3 separate regions of the Mus musculus genome follow, and all the other regions are linked to region 1. A link is a loop called in an ENCODE intact Hi-C map of the cell type or tissue named here. Cell type or tissue: left cerebral cortex. All regions are shown on one strand.

Region 1 (8,000 bases):
TGCTTCTGAGTTCATATTTCATCATTGTGTGTAGTAAACCTTTTTATTATTGCCAAATTTTGAAACCCCCCATTTAGTTATGCCATTTCTTATGGGGGGTTGTGAGCCATGATTTAATAAGTTGGGACCTACATGAGGTTGTGTGGATATTTTTAAAGCTTCAGTGTTTCAACATGAAAATATTCAGATTGCACAAAATCCTGAATATACTTAACACTGAACTACATGTTAAATCTCTTAGAGAGTAAATTATATATATATATATATATATATATATATATATATATATATATATATATAAACAATAGAAAAACATTAATTAAGAAGTATGATTAACACTTAAGTCAGAAGACTTTGAGAGAATCAAATTACCCTCACAATGTGGATAGGCTCTAACCAATACATTATAAATCGTAAGAACAAAGTCGCTGAGCCCTCTCTAAGGCAAACACATTCTGCCTCCAGACTGCCTCTGGCCTCAGACTGCCTCCAAGTCAGTACTGCCAGAATTTCCCGGCTGCTATTCTGCCTTATAGATTTTAGATTTTCCAGACCCCACAATTTGTGAGTCAATTACTAAAAGCAACTCTACCTGTGCCAATTCCTGCCTGTGTCTGCGTGTTTCTATCTTCTGTGTCTCTCTGTCATTGATCCATCACTTCTGTGTCTTCAATGGGTCACTTTAAGTTACTTAACAAAAGAAAAAAAAAAAGAGGTAAAAACTTGACCTTTAGAGTCAAAAGGCTCCAGGGGCTGGATTGCAGCTCTGCAATGCATTGATTGTATAATTTCGGGAATGTTTAAAAGCTTCGCTAGTCCTCCCTTTCAGTAGCTATGTAATAGGAATAACGCAAATAATCTTTATCTGACTTTTACTGTATAGCACTGTTTCATGTTGTGCAGGTATTATTTAATATCCCTGCTATTAGTCAGGGGAGTAACTGACAACCTTTGTATCTTATTAAATCTCTCTGTCTTCAGTGAGGAACTGTTAGGGTCACTGTCGGCATATGTGCATGTGTACAAAGAGCTATCCCAGGCTTTGCAGTGGGGAAACCACACACACTGGCCAGCGTTCTGGAACCTCCAGCAGTTTAGTGTTTGGCCATGTCTCCTGACTTATCCCACAACCAAACTCTAACATCCACTCCAATGTTTTCCTGGATTATGAATCAGATAGACTTTGTTTACATTTCTCCGAAGCAGATTCAGATATCAGAATGAGCTTCGGTTAGTCGAAGGATGGCCACATCTTAGACCAGTTTTTTTCAACCTGTGGGTTGTGATTAGTTTTTGGGGGGTCAAACAAGCTTTTCACAGGGGGTGTCTAAAATCATCAGAAAACATAGATATTTACATTACAATTTATAACAGGAGCAAAATTACAGTTATGAAGTAGCAACAAAAATAATTTTGTGGTTTGGGATCAAAACACTATGAGGACCTGCATTAAAGTGTCAGAATTAGGAGGTTTGAGAACCATTGCATTAGGCTAACCAAGCTCCAACTGCTTTTGTCTATAATAATAAAAACCAATTGACAAAGCACGCTGAAAAACGCTGAGTAATTCCGATAGCTCTCTACAGATTTCCTCAATGCAAACTTACTTTCGGTGACTGCGCCCATTTACTAACACTGTGACAGGACTTGTTTTCCTTACTCTCAGGGAGATGAAAACTGTTGCACCTTGCACACAAAATCGGTTCGAGACTCTGAGGTGCCTTCTTTTCTGTTACTAGCCAATGCCCGAGAGACCACAATGGCAATTTTACAGACCTATTCACAGGTAAATCTGATCATTGAATTGTTATCGTGTAGGTACCAGGGCACCTTTTTGTTCTTTTGGATAAATTGCCTAATGATTATTTTTTACAGTCCTCCTTTTTGTTTTCAATTTTTATATTTATGAAAATTTCCCTATATATAAATATCATTTATCTTTTTATTTTAAATTTTCATATATATGAAATATACATTTTTATATAAAATATATAAACTATTTTACAATTGTTATATAATAAATTATATAAATATAATTTATTTGCAATTATATAAAATATATGCATGTGTTCACACACACACACACACACACACTCACACATATATATTTTTGGCTGGATGACATATCTGTGATATTTACTTTCTATTCTTGAATAAGTATTTAACTTACCAGGCAATTCTTCCGGATGTCCAAATTCCTTTAAGAACCAAACAATAAATAGCTTTTATTTCCAAATTCTTCGTGTGTATTATTTAATGAATCCAGTCTCTGTGGGATGTTCCTTACAAAGGCATTCGTTACTCTAATGTTTGCTGTTCATGTTTTACATAACTCTGTCCGAATTCTCTGGAGATACGGAGCTGCTCTACTAGAGTTGCCCGCGAACAAGGAAGTCCTTGGGTTTTGCACCCCACTGGTATTTCTTCCCCATGCTCTCCATGTCTACTTTATGAAAGCCTAGATCCCTTGCCTCTGATTCTGAAGGTGTTAACTAATGTCTGCTCCAGGGCTCCCCTACAGGCCTTTTGTCAGTTTCCTTGCCTGGGCTTCTTTATATTCTTTTCAAACATTTTCCCCAGACATCCATTTTTAATTGGCTGATTTCATATAAATCCTCTCTGAGGACCTAATACTGCATATACCAAGCATACAGTCGTTGATATCTAAGCTCAGACTATCATGGAATTTCTAGTCAGAAGCGGTGCTAAAGCAAAGCCTTTTTAAAAATTAGGATTAATAGGATTTTTAAAAAATGTCTTTATTTTCTCATTTAAACAATTTTATACGCATTGGTGTTTTGCTGCATGTATGTCTATATGAGGGTGTCAGAAGCCTTGGAACTGAAGTTACAGACAATTGTGAGCCACCATGTCTGCAATTGATCCCAGGTCCTCTGGAACAGCAGCCCGTGATGTTAACCACTGAGCCATCTCTCCAGCCTTCATTTTTTTTTTTTAACCTAGGAAAATGTGGCTAAGAACAAATGTACCCAGAGTCTTCCTGTACAGGCAGATACACTTCTCCTGAAATATTTATTGTGTACTAGGCTTGTTTTGGCTACTGGCAACATGATGCTGAAGATCTCCATTGTCATAGTTTTGCCTTTTAATGGCAGAATAAAAAGAGAATTTGCAGGCAGAAAAGTTCCAAGTTAATTGCAGATAGGTGTCGACAAGACGAGTAAAATGGTTGTTTTATAGTTCTTTTATTGTTTGATTGTTTGGGTTTTTTTGGTAGTTGAAGAAAGGGTCTGATTTCAGCAGATTAGCGATGGAGGAGATGCACCAAAGCGAGATGGTGTTGTTTTCTTGGCAGCAGAAATCTGGTGCCTAGGAGATCAGAGAGATCTAAAGACTCCCAATGGGAGCAGAACTCAAGGGCTGTAAGAGAAGAAGTTTGAAAGTGTTGATGGATAAGGTGAGTGATTGGAAGATACTGGAAGCAATAAATAAATAAATAAATAAATAAATAAATAAATAAATAAATAAATAAAGTCAGATCATTGAAGGGCTTGTATAAACCATGCCTTAAGGTTTGGTCACTATTAGAGTCTCATTTAGAAAGATTACTCCAGTTATAATTCCAAAAATTTAAAACCTGGAGGCAAGAATGGATTGAGGGACCATTTAGTAGAACTCTGCCATGGTTAACAAGATGATGACACACAGGACTAAAGAGGGTTTTGTAGACATAAGCAGTATATAGATTTGATTTTGTTGAGATAGTTTGCCAACACTTGGAAATGTGGGTGCAAGTCTGTCTCTAGAGTACCCAAATCCATGTGTGACTGTTTATTAAGAAGGGATATGTTTCAGGAATGGAAGAAATGATGTTTTCAGAAGTATAGAGTCATTTGGTTTATAAATTTGACTTTAATAAAATTGGAAGCACCCTTTTGATTTCTGTAAGAACATAGATCTCACTCCCACGCCCTTTAGTAAAGAAATCTCGGCTAATGAACATCAATGAGTTTCTGTGTTACATTAGTTGCTTCTAACATGGTAAGGCTCTTTCAAGAAGTTTGGTTTTATCCTACAGTGGTGGTGGTGGTGGTGGTGGGGCACTGCCCTTTATGGGAAATTCATCCCTGTTGTACTCCATTCACATTGAGTATCAAGTTCTCATTCTTACACATAGAAATGAGTAGCAGCATCCACTACAATCGACCACGTGCCTTCCAATTGTGAGGTTCCATAAACTGTACAGGTACGAGTTGGAAGAACCGGCATCATGAACGAGCAAGTATCTGCTTCTGATTTCAAGAATATGCTTGATGCAAGAACAACACTTAGTTCTTATCATTAAACATGGAGATGTGCCTTATATAACGAGAAAAAACCCTCTCATCTTCTAAACTTCAATGCTTAATGTTTTGTTATTTGGGTTCTAAGAAACACAATCTTCTCTTAAGGAGAAACGATTTTTTTTAATAGTGATGGCTGATGAGGAAGACGACAAGTGATTTAGCTCTTGATGGCCTTCATAGCGCAAGAACTCTCGGAATCAGCACTGCTTCTGGGCTTTTGCTGAGGGAACTTAGTAGCTGATGAAAATAGGGGGTTAGTAGCTAACAACCCATTGTTTCACTGGATTTAGAATTGGAAAGCACACCACAATCCAGAATCAATCTTCTACTGATTCTGTAGTTCTTCCTCAAAATGCATGGGGATTTTGGTGTTGAATGTGGACAAAATTTATGATCAAACTGGGTCTTTTATTTCTCCAGAAAAAGCTTATGTTTTGCAAAGGAGTGCTTCAGCCAAGAAAGTTCATGGTAGCCCATTCTGTAATGCCAGAGCCCTGCCAGCAGATGGCAGTCACACCACACTGCGTTTTGGCAGTAGGCACTTAACACCAGGAGCCGGTCTTTACCAGGGAGGCTTGCGGAGTCCATGCCTTGGCAGCGAGGCTGATTTACATGGAGATGAATTCCAGGACCCACTGTAGAAGCCTGTGAATTTGGCCTTGAAGTTGAGGATATTCTTAGCTGGAAAAGGCAACAAAGCTCAGTTAAAACAAAACAAAACACCTCCTTAAGTAAGTCTGTCAAAATGAGCTATGAGGTGAACGGCTCAAGGTCTTGGGCCTATGCTGAGCTTTGATTCACGGGCACATGGATCAATATAATCACAGTTAAGGAGTTGGCATGCAAAAATGACGGTTTTTGTCAGGCTGGAAACCCCTGACTGAGTGTTGTATTTTCAGGAGGATTGACTGAGGTTGGAACGTGCCTGGGTCGGGTTTTTGGGAACCAGAAGAAATTCAAAAGTGAAATTCCCAGTCTTGGAAGAGTTAGGGATTCTATACAACAACAGCTCGACTCCCATCACACGGTTGAAGCTCTGTATTGTAGCTTTTTTTTTAACGTTGTTATCATGTGTCCCAGGGGTCCCCTAACCCCGAGCCCACCCCAGCCAAGTCTTTACTATCACAGCTCATCTTGTTGGGTCATTCTCCTTTATCCAACTACTTGTTTTTATTTTCATTTTCTTGAAGATAAATGACGACTTTGGGATACGTAGATAGTCTAAATCGGCGTTTTCAACATGTGAATCACAACCCCTTTGGAGGTGGTGTGACCTTATCACGGGTGTTACCTAAGACTACAGGAAAACACAGAGATTTCCATCACAATTCTTAACAGTAGCAAAAGTTACAGTTATGGAGTAGTAACGTGGCTGAGCGTCACCACAACATGAGGGGCTGTATTAAAGGGTCACAACATTAGGGATGCTGAGAACCACTAGAATGGAAACAAGAGGTCAGCTCCATTTCTCAGGGCTGCTGCTGTTATTATTTGTTGCTTTTGTTTTATTTTGTTTTGTTTTGTTTTATCTGAGCAGGAGGTAAATTTTGTCTCTGTCCATGTTTGGGTTAGTATGTATGGGAACTGTATGGGAACAGGGCTTGGCTGAGGGAAAACAGCCACCGTCCCTTGTTAGAGAGATGTCATATGCGTCATAAAAACTGGATTTACGAAATGTTATTTTTCTCAGGGAAATATTGAAACTGCAGTTGCCATGGAATAACACGGTGACAGAAATATGTGCAGCGATTTGATGAAACTATAGATTAAATCACAAAAACATAAATAGAAGTGCTAGCAGCCCCCTGAGGCCTCTGCTGATCCTGTTTCCTGTGGAAGGTTTACCTTCTGTCTCAGGACCTGGGGTAGATGCTTATCCAGCCACATGGAGAAGAGCTGGAACAGATGTGTCCTCGGTGACCAGGACAGACAGAGACTAGGTGGTGAGAACACTTTACTAGAAGTACAATCTGAGCATCAACATTCACAGAAAATTAAAGAAAAAAAAAACTAATGGAAATGAATAAAATTTAATCAGCCTTTGAATATTTATCTTGCCCAGAAATTCATGTATTGGATATGAAACAAACAAACAAAACAACAACAAGGAAACAGAAACCAAACCCACCAAACATCATAAAAAACCCAACCAACCAACGAACCAAACAAACAAGCACATAAACCTACTTTTTCTGTTCTAATTTCTGGGCATTTGCTGTGACATCAGCGTCAGTTGAGTTTCGAGAATATGCAGGCACGCTTCAAATGAGCACGCTTAGTCATTTCCTCTTGAAGACAGGATTCTTCGTGGATGTTAATCGAGGAAACCCCCAGCTGCAGAGCTGGCCTCTAACTCATGTGGGCTCATCTATTGCCTTCTTTTTCAACAGGGGATGCTTTATGGTTCAGAATCCTTCAAGCTTCCTTCAGGATCAATCCAGACTTCGAATTCCCATGATGTTACACATCTCTGCATTTAAGCAATATCTTTCAGACAAAGAAATAGCTATGTGGGTTTTGTTTTCTAAATTTCATTTTTTTTTTTTTGTCCTGCTATACAGGCATAGGCATGAGAAAGCAGAAGGAAAATATTTACAAACATCCAGAATTGATGTCCTGGCATGCCATAACACAGCTAAACTCGCTATAATAAACAGTTGAAGAGTGATGCATGAGCAGAGCTGTGGCGCTTACTCAGTGTGTGAGAGGAACGCACTGTGCAAGTACACAAAAAGGGAAGAAACCAAGAGAAATAATCAAGATGCCAGGTCTACACTGTGAGAAGAAATGTAAGCAGGATGCCTGAAGGCTCTGGTCTGTTTCTCCTAGATCTACACGGTGGCTCTCAAGCATAAGCTAAACATAAGATTAAGTTTACCGAATGTAAAAGGAGCTTACAGTAAGATTTCTGCTACAAGTATTTTCAAGGAAAATGTTTACTCTCAAAATATTGAGAAGTGATAGAATTAAAACTAAATAAATGATTATGTGAACATGATGTGATTTTTAAAAAAGAATCTACTGCAAAATGTAGTTTTAATAAAACTTTACCAGTTTTGGCCTTAAGTGTTGATTTTTTCTAACATTTATATATATCTTATTTACTATAAAAATTTTGTGTCAGTAAAGTTGATAATTTTCCTCCAACAAAATATCACAGAACAGATGGACAAAATAAAATCCCTATGTTGTTTATTTAACATACATATATGAAGAAAATTAATTTTGAGAAAATATTAAAAATGTGTATAGGTTGAAATAGAAATGGAAACTACGACTTTATTATTATCAATTTATTAGAGCAATATGTGGGTATGTTTTTCCTCTAAAAACTGCAATAATGTAATGAAGCAATTAGCTAATTACTTTTTCTTATATTTATGCTTATTTTATTTTTGAAGCAAAACAAGGCATTGTTTATAAATATTACATAGACGAGAGGTGGGCAGATAGCCAGTTGACAATGTTCTTACTGTGCAACCATAAAGTCCTGTGGTGAGGTACCAGCAATCACGTAAAAACCTGGTACTACACTGGGTGTCTGAAGTCCCAGTGCTGGGCATGTGCAGAGGGGAAATCCTGGGTTTGCTGATTACCTGGCAAAACCATAAAACAGCTCCAGTTTCAGGAAAAGATGGTACCTCCAAAATAAGAGGTATAAGAGGTAGAAATGATGGAGAAAGATGCCAAGTG
Region 2 (8,000 bases), 210 kb after region 1:
TTGGCTTTGAAAAGTTCAGGGCGTGTTCTGACACTGCATGATGGACGATGGGGGATTTAACAAGAGTTAAAGCCAAGACCTAAGTCAGGCGTGTTGATATTCTCTGCTCACCTAGTAACACATGGCAAAGAGGAAAGAAATGACTCTGGATGATGAATGGTATCTCCTTACCAAAGAGCTCTCTGCTTGACTATGCTAGTGAACGTTCTAGGAATGCTAACCTAAGGACTGCGCTCCTCTCCTCCACCTGCATACCTTCGACTCTCCCAGAAGAACCCAGTGTAGACTTCACCCACCACATGGTTTTCCATCTCTCACTTGGATGTCTTCATCTCCAGCAATACATGTCCATTTGCCCCCTCACAGTGAGAGTGGGAGGTCATCCCTTTCTTTGAGAATTGTTAGTACTTCCATTATATAGATGGTTCTATATCATCCTCTAGTTACCTGTTGTCATATGGATAGTGCTAATGAGAAGCAGGGACTTCAATGGTTGTGTTAATTCATGCACCTCCCTTCCCTGCAACCATATTATAGAAGACAGGAACTTCAGAGGGAAGAAATGCAGTCTGTTATTCTGCAGGTAAGTGGTGTGTGGATATTTGAACTGGGTCTAGTGGAGAACCACCATGTTGCAACTTCCCTTATGAGTTCACGAAGAAAGGCTGACTTTTTTTGATAATTCCTCAATCATCTGGAGCTTCCTCTTTAGGAACGGGTATGACATGCAATACTTGTCTCAAATCTGCCTCTTTAAACAGGATGTAAGGTCCAGAAGTCAGGAACCAATGATACCTCACTGGATGCTAACATTGTTCCCACTGACTAGTACAATGCCTTAGACAAAGAGCTAAATATCTGTAGTGAGTCAGGTTCCTACAGCCACACCTCTCTGTTTGCCAGGGGAAATTCGTCCTCTCCACATGCAAACTCAGTGTGTCCATTTCCAACCATTCATAAAATAAAGTCAACCTTAGCAACTAAAGAAAGAGTAAGATCCTTTCTATTCCTTTATATATTCAAGACACGTTCAAAGCTGTCACTTCTGACAATGTATTATCTAAAATGAGTAATATTTAGGTACATATCTCCTTATATAGACCACCTATAAAATTATGACATTTTTTTCTATTTGGGAACAGTTATGGGGAGAAATATATATGCTATTTTGTTAAAATCCAAAATGTAAAGGCAGAATACAAGAAGCTAGAAAGAATAAAATCATCACCATATTAACCATGGGCTTATTTATACCAGCCAACACCTAAATTAATTAAATTTTTATGAGGCCATAGAAACATGGAATACAGGAGAGTCAGCAAAGCAAACTGTTCTGTATATCCAACACTAGTGATGTATCTCTGAGATCTTTGAAAAGACCCAATGTGAAAACTACATGAAGTTCATAATAAAGTTTAATTACATGCCAAACCTGTTTGTGCTATCTATTATTCTGACTATGAACACAGTAGTAAAAAGGGAGGGATGCACGGACCTTTATGGGAGGTACTGATATGTAATTGTAGCACTTTCTGCCAGCTCATGGGTGCTCAATTTGATAAAGGCACTTAGGCACTACCACCTGTGCAAAGCACTCTATGCTCTTTCCTCTTTTGAGACTTCCATTCATTTGTTGTGTGTCAGTGCAGATACACATGTGCCAGAGTGTGTCAGTGGAAATCAGAGGATGCCCGTCAGGAGCCAGGTCTCTCCTTCCACACAGGTTTTCAAGGATTGAGTTCACAATGATTGGTTGTAAGTGCCTTTACCCATGGAGCCATCTCACTGTCTCTAAAAATTGCACTTCTTAAAAAGTTCTTCTTAGTGGAACTGGAGGGATGGCTCAGCAAGAGCACTGGCTGCTCTTCCAGAGACTCGGGTTTCATTCCCATCACCGACATGGCAGCTCACAACTGTCTGTAACTCCGGTTCTAAGGGACTTGATGCCCTCCTCTGGCCTCAGTTAGCATCAGATGCACAAGCAGTACACAGACATACATGCAAGGGAACCACATATACACCTAAAATAAAGTAAAATTAGAAAATTCTCCATATGTCCATATTAGTGGATATATGTAATATATATGTATATACATGTATACATATCTGCATATGTACACATGAAGTTGGCATATGTATGTATACTCTCCTGTCCACTTTTTCCTAAGTGACTTTGGTATTACATATGATTGTCTGTGTGTCCCTGAAGCTCAGGGAAAGACTACATAGTTTTTAATTCTCACTATGTGAGCAGGAGGATGAAATTGAAACACTGACTCTAGTGCATTCCAGACAGAGAAATCACTCAAAGACAGACTTCTCTGTCTGATTTGTAACTTCATGTGTTTCACAGGCTACTGATGTGAAGGAAACAAATTTGGGGCATGGAAAAAACTTGTCTATAAACCTAAATAACAATTTGCCAAATGCCTGAGCCAATAAAAGAGATTCCTTTATTTTCCAAACAACGTTTCAAAACAGGTTTGAACCATCTTTCTTTATAGTTGAACTGATCTGGTTGTTTAACTATATTCTACAACGTAATAATCATTAGTCTGTTCATATTTTTCACACTACTGAAGTTGAGAACTAGACTAATAGAACTTTAGTAAAACAGCAAATTGCACAGAAAAATAAGAGAATATTTTCTGTATTGCCCACAACCCATATGTAAGTTAGGCTAATGTTGTTTCAGACTATCCTCTCCATCCAAACTTTTCTACAGAAGTTTCAAAAAAGTCTGGCCTCTCTTTCCAACACCTGCAGTAATAAAAAAGTTCGGTGAAGCGAAGGTATGGTGTTCCACATAAGAACATAAGTAAGTAAATAAATAAGGTAAATAAAATGAATAAAAACCAAGCAAAAAAGTCTTTAAAAAGGCCTCTCTCCGTGTCCCTCTCCCATCTGCATAAACTCAGCTGGAACTTTTCATGAAAAAGCCATTCACTCTTCAGGGCAGCCTGCTGCTGTAGCTAGAAAGAGGCTTCGTGTTCCAACCAAACCCCAGCTCCCTCCTGAGGTAGCCGGGCTTGGTCCCCATCAGCAGGAGGGGAGGTCCCGAGCCCAGGTGGTCAGCAGCCTCCTGCCCACGACTTACCACCAGGAGTGCGCAGCACAGCCACTTGTTCATTGTGGTCCTCGGGAAACCTCAGGAGGCAGCCGCTGGGTCAGTGCTAGGTGCGTCTCTGCAGCCCAGGCAATCATGACGTTTTATATAAGGTCGGGGCAACAGGAAGTATGCCCTGCCTTTGATCTATTAGTCTCTGTCTGGACAAACCTTGTTCCTTTTTAGGAACCTTGGGAGCTAGTGGTGGGGCTTTGGGACACTCCGGGGTTAACGCTTTAGGAGCCGGAGTGGGAGGATCCTGCGCGGAGGCGTGGGACAAGGGAAGGGAATGACTGATTTCTGCAGGGGGAGAGAGAGGGGGAAGGAAGAAGAAAAGAAGGAGAAAGCCACCGCTGAGCTGAAGAACAAGGCAGCAGCTGTCCCGCTGCCTCTGGGAGTTCCGAAGCTTTTTCTGCCAGCGGCTAGCCTCAGGGCAGCTGTGACCTGTGGTGAGAGGCTGAGTACACTTGGGGGAGCCGCTGGGCAGCCTCCAGGCTCTGGCTCCTCTACCCGAGGTTTCAACTTCAGCAGCCTATTGCCACATGTCTCAGTCACTGTACCCTTTCTGGGAGAAGGCTGAGGTTTTCGTTTGGCCTATTATCTAAACTCCTTCCCAAAGATTCTGTAGCTCCCCAAATAATCCCTCTCGCGTAGGGATGGCATTGTCCTCAAAAACGACTGAGAGTTTGTAGTCGTTAACATGCAAAGTGTCCTGGGCCCGTTAAAGAATTTATTTGTCCAACTCATATTTACCTGGGTTGTCAGAAGCTAGGGAGAACCAGAAGAATAAATTCTTTGTACCTGGAGTAGGAAAACCTTACAAGCATCGCTTCCCTTCCCAGCATCCTCTTTCATAAAGGGTTGTTGGCTCCTTAGAGTCCTAACCACTAAGCTTCTGGTCAAACGCCTCTTCACCCATTAAGTTGCCTCTTCACTGCCCTCTGCTGTTGGCACGTTTAAAGATTTGCAAAATAAGGTTCTTCTCCCACCCATCAGCCGTCTCACTGGTTAGAAGTCACTGTTTCCAAATTGAATTCCCATTCCAAGATGCCATAGGCAACTCTCAAGTCAGCTGTAGGTGGTCACTCAAACCTGCATATAATGTGATGCTTACAGCGTGATTACTCCTTGCAGAACTGGCTTCTCTATCAGGAGCTGGGTTAGTGAGATGTCTCCTGAGTAGGGCAAATTCTTCTGTCAACAAGAGGAGCTCCACCTCTTCACAGCACGATGGATCTCATGCTATCATGAGTTCAAAGTAGTTCACTCCATCAAGACATTTTGGAGGAAGGAAAAGCTGCATGATTCTATACTAGTCTCCTGTGTTTTAGTTTCTACTGCAACAACAGTGTGATAACAACACTTACCATCCAAATAAACCTAAATGTTAACTTTCAAGCCCTGTGTAAGTGGCAGAGCTATTATTTCTGTTCAGGAATAGTTGTCTGGGATATTAGCTGAAAACATTTTTCTCAAAATGTAACGTGATGTCAGGGTGCAGTAGTGGCAAAACCTAGAATCATTTGGAAAAGCAGCTGCAATGAGAGATTGATTATCTACACAGAATTGGCCTGTGGGTCTGTTTGTAGGGCACTGCCTTAATAAATAGATGTGGGAAGACTCAGCCCATTGTGGGCAGAACCATTCCCTAGGCAAGGTGTCTTGAGCTAGAAGTGCAGAAATAAAGATACAAACAAGCAAGTACACGTGCATGCATTCTTTTCTCTCAGCTCTTGGCTCTGGATGTGATGTGACAAATTTGAAGTCCCTACCCTAACTTTTCCACAATACTGGGTTATAACATGGAGTTATAAATTTAAGCTAACTCCTTTATGCCCCACCCTACCCTCCAAAAGGTATGACATTCTGAGACATAGATTATAAAAATATGTATGTCTTTCTAAGCCTGTTTCTGCTGTAACAACAACCCTGGTGTTGTAGAAGGAGACAGCAAGTAAAAACATTTAAAATCATATTAAATATATGTCCACATTTTCTTAGTTGTAAGAGTAAAATAACAAATGCACGCAATGTAAATTAGTGCTAATAGGAAATATTTACTAAAATAAGGGTTTGCAGGGTGTGTGTGTGGGGGGGGCAAAGGGTGTTTGTTTGTTTGTTTGTTTGCTTGCTTGCTTGCTTGCTTGTTGGAGATATGGTTTGTCTATGTAGCTCTGCCTATCTTGGAACTCACTTTGTAATCAGGCTGGCCTTTAATTCACAGAGATCTGCCTGCCTCTGCCTGCCTCTGCCTGCCTCTGCCATCCCAGGACTGGGATTAAAAGCACATGTTGCCATGCCTATCCTGTACCTTATTTTTCCAGCACTTAGGTGATGGAGACAGAAGGATCCAGGGTGCTGACCAATATCAACCTTAGCTGAATATAAGTTTCAGATACCATGAAAGTCGCCCCCACCACAGGGCTAGAAACATGGGAATGCACCAGTACTGTGTTTACCTGGGATCATACTTTAGTACCCATAATTGTATCGCAAGTGCTGCAAGCACTTTACTGACTGAACCATCTCCCCATGGTATGAATTCTGCATGGTTACTATTGCATCATCACTAGATAGTGTGGCCCAGCTGGATTGGAAGTCTGCACTGACCCCAACCTCAACCTTACTGAGATCTAAGATTATGGTCTTCACCACCAGGCCTCACTTCAATTCCAGTTGGAATTGATCTTGGGAAAACCAGATATGAATCCTTTAGTCCAGATCCCTAGTTTTAAGCCTTAGTTCCACATCTTCCTACTTATGTAACCTCAGACAAATGACTAAGTCATTTGAGTATCTTTATCTGTGTAGAGTGTTAATCAATCTACAGATTGGAACTACTTCCGGATTTGGATGGGGATTTGGATAAAGCATAAAAACACTTGAGAGAATAATATCACACAGGTTTTGATAAATTGTGTGTGCGTGGAGGTTCCTTACTTAATTCTAGACAGTCTTCTGTAGTCCAGATTATGTTGGACTGCCTACCTAGGCGTGGCTAACCTGAAACTATGAATCCCATTGCCTGAATCATTTTCTAATGCTGGGATTATACTCTTGTGTCATTGATTCTGGCTTTCATTCTGTTTTAATTGTTGCTAGTTACAATTTAAGATCTTAGGAAACTTGTAGGAGCACGAGGTGAACTTATGCTCCTGGGAGCAGGAACCCTGTATTTTCCTGAGGTATTCCCTAAAGTTTATAGCTCATGCTTCTGGCTCCCTGCAATATTGGGGGGGGGGGAGAAGCATGCTAGTGGCGGCCATGGGAATAGGGTAATTAGCTGAAATGGTGATGCTAATTTGGTTATCATTTGTCACTTGACACAAATTGGAACATCATTTATCTTGAATCACACAATAGACCGGGTATTGACTATGTATCTCAGACTTTGACTGTGGGCTCTTCATTAATCACTTGCTAGCAGGAAACTGACAAGAGACTGTGAGTTATTGGCCATTTCATTTGTTATGTTCGGGTACCAATCTGACCAACCCCTTGGGATATCCCTAAGTGATCTTCCACTGTGGATAGCAGGCCCTGGACACTTGAAACTACAGTTCATCTCAAGAATTAATTGGAAAGGACCTGAAGATATGAACTAATCCCAAGGGGATACATTTGAATGGTAACCTGGAAGACTACATTCATCTTCCCGTGACAGGGAGGTCCCTTACAGGCAGAGGCCATTGGGATAGTAATCAAGAGTCCAGTAAATTTAACCTCTGTTGCTGGATATGAGGGATGCATGATGCTGGCTTTCGAGGCAATACCTTTTCAAATATAACACAAATTCATTCTCCTGAAATCTTTAAATGAAGTCCTATATTAAAACATTTTCACTGTTCATGATGTTGATTATCCCCAACAGCATTGTCCATCTCTCTGTCCTCTAGAGCAGTCACTTCTAACATTTAGAAAAATGGCACCTGAACACTGTGTGCTTCCAGTTTGAGAGCAATTTATCTTTATAGCACAGTAGCTCCGTACCTGATATAGAAAATCATTTATAACCATCATCATAATCGGGATAGCTGAAACCCGGACAATGATTGATTAGGTGATCCGAGAGACAGGTCATGCTCTGAGGTGACAAGGTGACTGATCAGGTGTTTAAAACATTGCAAGCTTAAGCTTCCTCCACTGAAAATCAAGAATAGTCATTTTGAACTTGTGCGTATAAAAAGAACATTAACTTGAAGAATAAGAACATAGTCCTCATTATTTCTTCAGAATGAAGAAGAACCTTCATTCTGAAATAGAATGATAGAAAGAAAATCATAGTGCTGACAGGGTACAGGTCTGATCTTTTCATTCATGTTTGCTGGTTGCTTCATTAACAATATTCTAAACCTCAATTTTCTGATTTTTGAAAGTATTATATAGTGTGTTAAGAATTGGATGGAAATATTTTGGGTTTTGGTATTTATCTATCTATCTATCTATCTATCTATCTATCTATCTATCTATCTATCTATCATCTATCTTTCTATCTATCTTTCTATCTATCTATCTATCTATCTATCTATCTATCTATCTATCTACCTATCTACCTATCTATCTATCTATCTATCTATCTATCTATCTATCTATCTACAAAGTATATGAAAACACCAAAATCAATTGGAGCTCTTTTTTGATGGAGTTGCTCTCTAGCTGATTCTAGGCTCTGCATTCAAGTGTTGGGATAAATAGCTACTACACTGAAGTGACTCAATGTTCATGTGATTTGTGCATCAAAATAGTGGTTTATTTGTCTCAGCTCCAAACTTTGCCTCTGTAACTCCTTCTATGCGTGATTGTTTCCAATTCTAAGAAGGGGCAAAGTGTCCACACTGGTCTTCGTTCTGAGCTGAGACAAAAGGATAGACCATCTAGAGACTGCCATATCCAG
Region 3 (8,000 bases), 340 kb after region 1:
TAGATGAGAATACAGATATACAGAGAAATACAGGGACCTCGATCACCATAATGTCTACCCGTCTGTCTCAAATCCATACAGTCTATATAAAAATCATCTGTCATTTAAGAAATATAATTGGACACTTTCTCCACAATTAAGTAAAGAACTTGCTACAAACATCACACGCACATATTTGTATTTTACCATAACTTGTCAGCTATTATTGTGGAGAGAGACAAATCATATCTGTTCCTATCTTGTCCCATTTTCCAAATAAAGCTGTCTTCATTTTATGTTATTTCCTTGAGATAGTGTGCTAGAAGGACAAGTGCCAGACCATAATTATATGCATTTTTAATAGCTTTCATTCTTATTACCAGATTGACTTACAGAAAAAAATTCATTCATTTGGAGCTTACTCTCAGGGTAATTTATGCTCTCAAGAGAAAGAGGTATGTCATAGAAATTATTAACAACATCTGTGATCAACTGCCACATTCAGTCACGAGCACTCCATTATGAGAAACTCAAAGCCATGCCTGATGCTTGCAAAATGTGCAGAAATCTCAGGTCACAACCTCCCCATCACTCCCAGAATTCAACTCAATGCAAACTACAGAGCCAGCTGGAGGTCTAAGCACCAGTTAGCTCTGTACTCTCTGCTTATGGAGAGGTTTGCACTGACCTGAATATCTGAGTGTTTAGTTTAGAGATAATTTTCAATAAACTGTTGTCATTGGAAAAGAAACAGTCTGGACAATGTATGGTCCATTTGGGATCCTGAGAAAGTAAACAACCAAGGGAATGCCTCCTTGCTTGCCTTTGCAGCCATTTCTGGAATGTACTTTCCAGATACCTCCTTGTTTTAGTTTGTAGCAGAAGGTTTTACTTTAAAAAAAAAATAATGCTGTTTATTTCGTGTGTCTTGGAGACCCTCTGTTGAAGAATCACAGTCATGAATGGCTTTAGAGTCCTGCTTCGAAGCAACCTATCCATGCTGTTGCTGCTAGCTCTCTTGCACTTTCAGAGTCTGGGTCTGGATGTTGATAGTCGATCAGCTGCAGAAGTCTGTGCCACACATACCATTTCACCAGGACCTAAAGGTGAGGAAGAAACCTCAAATCTCATACAATATATGGATCTATTTCCTCGCCTCAAAGCCACCCTAGCTGCTGTGTGGCTTCTCTCCCCCTCCTTCTGAGTTTCCTCTGATTTCCTGTCTATTTTTCAAATCAGTAGACTATTAGTTATTTCCTATAGGCTTCCCTGGATTGTAAGTTAGAGAAGGTGGAAAAGGGTGGAATCCTAGGATAAAAGTGTGATGTCGAACACTGAGGACCCTGAGACCCTCTTCCAGTGCGTTTAGATGGGGGTGAGGATTCATAACCTTTTGGTTAGACCACTTTCCTTTATTCTAGAGCTGCCTTCCTTCTTCTCTTTCCTCACTCATATTGATTCTAAAGAGAAATTTAGCTAGGAGGCAAATTTTTTTTTCTAGAGTATATCTTTTGTAATTAATGGTTTCCTAAGTTCCAATGTGGAAGATTATTTTTAACTAAAGATCCAAAGTAGAATACAAACGAATATTTTTATTTGAAAGTGGAATCTCTGAGGTCAACTGCCTTCAGTGGAGAATGGTAAAATATTGCTTCCCCCCCTCCCCAAGTAGAGTCAAGGTCTAAGGTCCAAATCCCCTTCTAGCACTAGCTGTTGTTGATATTTTTTCCTTGGGTGGAGGGGTGGGCATGCAGTTAAATAAATCTGTTTTCCTTGTGTCAGCTCTTACCCTTTTGTTCTGAAAGTGGTCACTGCACTGCAGATTGGTTCTGTTCTATTAGTAATTCATGCTATGCTTCCTGAGGCTATTGGAAGGAAGAATTGTAGCTGCTAAAAAAATCTCAAATAGAAAAAAAAAAGATTTAAAAGAAGAAAGGCAGGAAAGAAACATGGCTCGATGCTTGTCAGTTATTTAAATGTGTATTGCTTAAAGTGCATTTTTCTTAATCATTGAATTAATTTTCTCCTGTGATTGCAATCCAGCTTCTAACCTTTGATACCATAAAATAAACGGAGGGAGTCACAGTGAGACCTTGGGGCTTCCAAATCATTTCCGTGGTGAATAAATGAATAATGTAAGGGCAAATGTTCAGAGAGGAAAGTTTTGGTTAGAAATAGTATTTACTGAAGTCTATTACTGGACCTTTCTCAGAATACAAGGAAATTGCATTTTCCCTGTGGTGTCCTGAAGACTGGATGTTAAAGTCTTCCTCAAATGTGCAACTGAGAGAATCTAGTTGATGGTTTTTTTCCCCCTTGAAGAAAAGCTGCAATTTTTACAATGGAATAAGAATGCACAAAAAGCTATTAATTAAATACCCTGAACATAACACATTCCCATCCAACAACTATGTCCTTTGCAATTCAACTACTAGACATTGACTGTATATTTTAAGTCCCCATCTTAGGCACAGCAGTACACTAAATATATTAGTGTCATAAGCAATAAAGAGATAAGTTGTTTTTCATAGGTTTTCTGAGAGGGTATTGAGTTGGGACCTGGGCATGATACTGCAGAGCAGATGACAACAGAAATTGTACTGACAGGAACAAGTCTGCCGAATGAGCTTAAGAAAAACATTCATTAGTTCTGGCTTTCCAAAGGCCACATGCAATATGGAGTAAAAATCTTAAATTTCTGCAAAATCAGCCAGGTACCACAACATTCAGGAGGTTGAAGCAGGGGAATTTCAAGTTGAGGATGACCCTCATCTACCTGATGAGAAGCAATGCAAGTTTTTATAAGAGAAAAAAAAAAAAACAAGGCATCTACCTTCCAAAAAATTAAACAACTTTATTTCATTTTATCCCTTCAACCTAGCGTGGAGTTTATTGAGAACCAGTAGCATCCATAAGTCTTCTTTAGTCATGTCTTCACCTAGTGCAAAGGTAGAGTCATCTTATTAGAGATTCAAGTACCGTTTTAAACTTCGGAAGCTGGCCTATCTTGCTGAGCCCAGAGAGAACTGTGAACAGATTCTAAGCTGGTGCAGAAGGGTAGAGCCACAAGCGTGCCTTGAAGGAGGAGCTGAGACAGTGCCTCAGAACACCGCGTTTCATGGTCTCACATCTTCTAGATGCGGATATGGTTTCCTCTAGTGGAGCATGTAGTCTTCACACCACAGGCGTTCTATGTTTCCTTCTCAGTAAAGAGATTCCATGATTCCGGATCACACTGAATATTTCCCAAGTTCTAGGCTCCAAATGTTATCTAACACAGGTTTGAGGTAAGATAAAGATTTCATCTCAGGACTTGTCTCTAGGTAGCAAGCTTGGAAATGGATTACAAGCTCTGGCTGAGCTCCTAGTTGACTTGTATCGGCCTTCACAGTGGAGTAACCTCTGTATGTGTATTGATGCCTTTCCTCTGTTCTAGGCACAGTACTAGAGGTGAACACACATGGGACCTTCTTATTCCTTGTAAGAACTACAATAGGCCTCCCCGACTCCAGGAAGGCAGGTCTAAATACTGCACTCCTTGCAAGGGGGAATCACAGCTTGATGGCCAAGGAGACATTATAAGGGGCCAAGTTATAGGATTTTTTTTCTTTAGTATCTTTCCACCATGGATAATCATCTCATTTCTGTGTTTACCAGCACAGCAATACTGTACTCGGAAATTTCCAGGTTCCCCGAGAAACAGACAATTAAAAGAATGTAACTCTAAATTTGTTCGGGAGAGTGGGAACTAAATAAATTATTCAGACCTGCAGATGAAGCACTATCCAGTTATAGAATATGCTGTTCAATAGACAGGCATTCTTTTTAGCATCATTTCTGAATTGCATCCTACCAGAGGAAAATAACTAGTTTCTATTTGATCTTCTCAGGGTTCAGCTTCTTCACCTGAAAACTTGGCCTTCATCATATATGTTTCTTATTTTGAAGATATATGAATCACCATAAACTAACCTTGTACAGATATCACAAATGCATATTTAACAAGTTTGGCTTTTCTTTCTTTTGCCTGACTCTCACATGCACCAAGTAACAATATGGGGGTTAAGCATTCTAGTTGCAAAGACTTTATTGCTAAAAGTCACCAATGTTATATTTCTTTCTATACCTGAAATGTTTATTTTATACTGCTTTGCAGAAAATATTTTTTAATCCCTCCTACTGCAGTCTCTTTTTACAACTTATGTGAAAGTCTGACCTCTAGTGGTTTTAGTTGTAAACAACATGGATGAGAAAAAAATTAATAAAAACTTTAAAGACTTTTAAATCAGTAAGGGGTATTTGGCAGATGTTTGGCAAACTGCAAGTCGATTTTGAATACACTGTCCTGTTTAATTTTCACACTACCCATCTCTATTATCAATATCCTAGGCATATGTATGAGGAAATAATCTTTAGAAAAGCCAAGTAGAGCTCCCAAGTTCAGTTAGAGCTAAAGTTATTCTTGAATTTGCTTGGCCTCTTGTCTAGGTCTAGTCATTCCATGATATAGTTTAGTTTGTAGTTGTCCTATATCACACTTAAAAATACAGCCACTGGCTACCTTCTGATGATAGTAACTGGTTGTTCATTGTCACAGGACATTGAACTCAAATCGCCTCAGTCTGTTGGTGATATTGGACACTAACGTATCTTTAAAGAACGTATATATCCTCATTAATCATTAAAACTGGTGCTTCATTTATTTGGAAGTAAGCATTATTTTACTGTAGTAACACATGCTAAATAAAGTATTGTCATTTGAAACTATGTACGTACTTTGCCGCATGGTTCCCTTTAGTTATCTCAATAAACTTGGCAAAGGATATATAATTTCTATTGGCCAAATAAAGAAACTGAAGCTCAGAGGTACAGAGTCACTAGTGTAATGCCACTGAGTGGGAAAGGGCAAGTTAGACTTGGGTTCACCACAGCTCCATTTGTATTCTCTTTTGCAGTCAGCCTGCTGAATGCTCTAGTTAGCCAGACCATGGCCCTCAAACCATGCTGAGTGTGATGGAGTACTGTATGGAGCCAGAAGCTACCTGATTTGAGTTTTACTTAAAACTTTCGTTGGTCCCTGTGAAACTCACACAGGGGGAGAGGAGCACACATATCTATGCACAAAGCAATACATGTATGGCATATGTGTGTCACAGCTATTTTTTTTCACTAAGAGAGGCCATGCTGTGAGGGAAGATGGGTGAAGATCACCCCCATGGGGAGGAATAAGCTTTTCCTGAAAATTTGATTAATCATGGAAAAGAGACATATATTTGGTCATCCTCTTTAGTATTTAATGTGGCTCTATATTGCAGAATTGATGCAATTTTGGTTATTTCTCCAAATAATTCTCAACCTCCAGGAAGAAGAAGGGTTCTTGTTACGTCCTCATATAAAAAATTGGATATGCCCAGGAAGATTTGAATCTCTCACCTCCTTAGGTTAGACGTATATCACCTGCCAGGCAACTCTCAATGATCATTTGGTTTGAGCCCAGTTTTGTGAATTTGAAGTCTAGTGAGGCATACTAATGTCATGCCAGTCTCACGGGCGTTGGTGGAAAAGTTCCAAGTAGAGCCGAGAACCTAGACCTTTTCACCCATCCTGTTTCATTATCCATGACCTCACAGTGTGTGGTGGTTGCTTGGATTGACAAGATAGCATTAGAAAAAAAGAGGTCTATGAGATCAATGTGTAGCATGACACAGGATCATACTGATGAGGTCATCTCTACATGTTAAGCTGCGTGGTCTTTGCAAGTGATTTTTACAGAGCATGTAAGCAAGTAGTTTGGTTTCTTTAACTTTTAGATTCCACATTGAGGGTATTTGGGACCATTTTCCCTCCCCCATTTCCTTTTGAGTAGATGCCAAGATAATGTTTCAAAGATAGGTTAAGAGGGGAAGTATAAAACCCTCATTGATCAAAGTGTAAATCAGGGGCAGTGAATGGTAGTGATCCTAAAAGTTATTTGTTACATTTTATTAAAGGCATAATCCTTATTCTGTACCTCTCCCCAATTCTATTATGTAACTATTTCTGTATGTACAAATCTCTGATTGAGACCATAGCAACAGGCTCTTGCATATTGATAAAACTTGTTGGCTTTGTATGGATAGATAGATATAGATTAGATATAGATATACATATAGTTATAGATATAGATGTAGATGTGTGTATGATTTTAAATTTGAGATCTTCAATAAGTATATATGTGTGTATATGTAATATATGGATACCTGTTATATATGAATATATGTGTATATATGTACATATTATAAATGTATATATAATAATATGTATACATATATGTATATAATTAGCCTTGCTGCCTAAAATTTTTGGTGCCCTCAACTGTAAATGGGAGAGATGGGTGTCATACCCATTAAAAGCTTATTTTAAAACAAAGGTAATTCTAGCATGCATCTCAGTTATAATTATTTTTTCTGCCCCCTTCTGTTGCTCTTACTGGTCACCATAAACTTGCTTTCTCTCCACTTCCATTCAAAAATTCATTTATAGGCTTAACAAATTGGCTTTACAAATGCACCTCCCCTGGGAAGATCACAACTTTTTGCCCCTTTTTGGAACTTCATATTAGCTTCTAGTCCCACCTCAAACTCACCTTCAGTTTTCCAGGGCACACAATTCCGAGACCCCAGTTTTCATTTACTTGCATTTCCCTTTCTCTACTTTTCCACCTGGACTTAACATCATTTATTCCTAAAGTTGGAATAGTGGGCTTTTAATGGGGATTAAATGAGCTTTGGGGCAAATGATATCAAAGCCTGGTTTTTCTCACTTGCCACGTGGGAAGAGAATTCTCTACCTATGTCATGGTGTTACTGTGAGCAAGAAGGAGTTGAGCCACATGAAAGACTTAGTATATATACTTCTCTTTCCCCCCCCCCCCACCTCCTTATCCTTGTCCTCCTCTTCCTCCTCCTTTTCTTTCTTTCTTTTTCTTTCTTTCTTTCTTTCTTTCTTTCTTTCTTTCTTTCTTTCTTTCTTTCTTTCTTTCCTCTTTTCCTTCCTTCCTTCCTTCCTTCCTTCCTCCCTTCTTCCTTCCTTCTTCCTTCTTCTTCTTCTTCTTCTTCTTCTTCTTCTTCTTCTTCCTTCTTCCTTCTTCCTTCTTCCCTCTTCCCTCTTCCTTTCCTCTTCCTTTCCTCTTCCTTTCCTCTTCCTTTCCTCTTCCTTTCCTCTTCCTTTCCTCTTGCTTCTTGCTTCTTTCTTTCTTTCCTCTACCTCCTCCTTCTTCAGGAAGCATTATGTCAGCTACTGCCTACCCTGGGCAACATATTCTGTTCTCCTCCACCCACTGTTGGGAGGCATAGGTCAGGCAACAAGTTATATCTCTTTTTGTTCTCTATTTAGCCTTTGGAACTTCACTTGTACAACCTGGCAACTTTTTAAAAATGCTTTTCTCAACAGTCACAGCTCATACCATTTCATTCCCTAATGAGTCTGCCTGCTTTTATGCATTAAATTATTTGATCTGCAATCTTCTATCCTATCATAAAGGTCTTCTAAATTATATTTTATAGCTATCTTTGCTCTTTTAGCGTTGGATTGTAAATACATGCAATAAAATTCTGAACTCCAGATAGTCAAGTGAAATGTCATCTAAATAATTTAATATTGGGGAGTTATTTACTATGATTGTGCTTGATTTGAGAACTCTGTAAGCATCATTTCAGGTCTCTTGTTGCCACTTGACAATACTTGTATCTTTTTAGCAAATTATATGCACATCACTTAGAGTTTACAACAGGGCTCATCCATTATTTTATTTTTAGCGCTGCTGACATGTATGGGGATCACAGCCCTTGTTTAAAAGGGAAGAAAACTCAAGCACTGCTTTTGCTTATGGTTCCACTGAACTGCTATGGGCAAGTGTGTTAAAGAGAAATAAAATCTGACTTATTCTCTCTCCTTAACACCATAACCACCATGCTTGTGTATGCATCACTGATACCATATCTATTAATTGAATCGTGTCGCATCAGAAGAACTAGCCCTGC

The links. Hi-C counts contacts between places; a loop is a spot of excess contacts. Peaks named below come from ENCODE experiments on the same cell type or tissue, not always from the same donor. Only the 100,000 strongest peaks of a DNase experiment are listed, where the experiment ranks them.
Region 2: it touches region 1 in a loop (15-fold over the local background); 19 of 42 quality-filtered maps call a loop at or near these places.
Region 3: it touches region 1 in a loop (7-fold over the local background); 32 of 42 quality-filtered maps call a loop at or near these places.

The regions. Positions count from the first base shown.
Region 1 is chr15:54,065,361-54,073,360 of GRCm38, forward strand. No RefSeq gene overlaps it. Among named protein-coding and RNA genes, the nearest start is that of Samd12, 170 kb to the left of the region's middle. In left cerebral cortex, a CTCF peak has its summit at 4,806 (motif pointing right); a DNase peak (open chromatin) is centred at 4,829.
Region 2 is chr15:54,275,118-54,283,117 of GRCm38, forward strand. It overlaps Tnfrsf11b (tumor necrosis factor receptor superfamily, member 11b (osteoprotegerin)), which reads right to left and starts at 3,367. Exons shown (of 5, transcript NM_008764.3): 1 at 3,098-3,367. The coding sequence starts at 3,130. In left cerebral cortex, a CTCF peak has its summit at 4,054 (motif pointing left); DNase peaks (open chromatin) are centred at 3,042, 3,180, 3,496 and 4,046; H3K4me3 peaks cover 1,213 bases; H3K27ac peaks cover 1,015 bases.
Region 3 is chr15:54,409,841-54,417,840 of GRCm38, forward strand. It overlaps Colec10 (collectin sub-family member 10), which reads left to right and starts at 934. Exons shown (of 6, transcript NM_173422.3): 1 at 934-1,085. The coding sequence starts at 938. In left cerebral cortex, a CTCF peak has its summit at 4,205 (motif pointing left); a DNase peak (open chromatin) is centred at 3,094.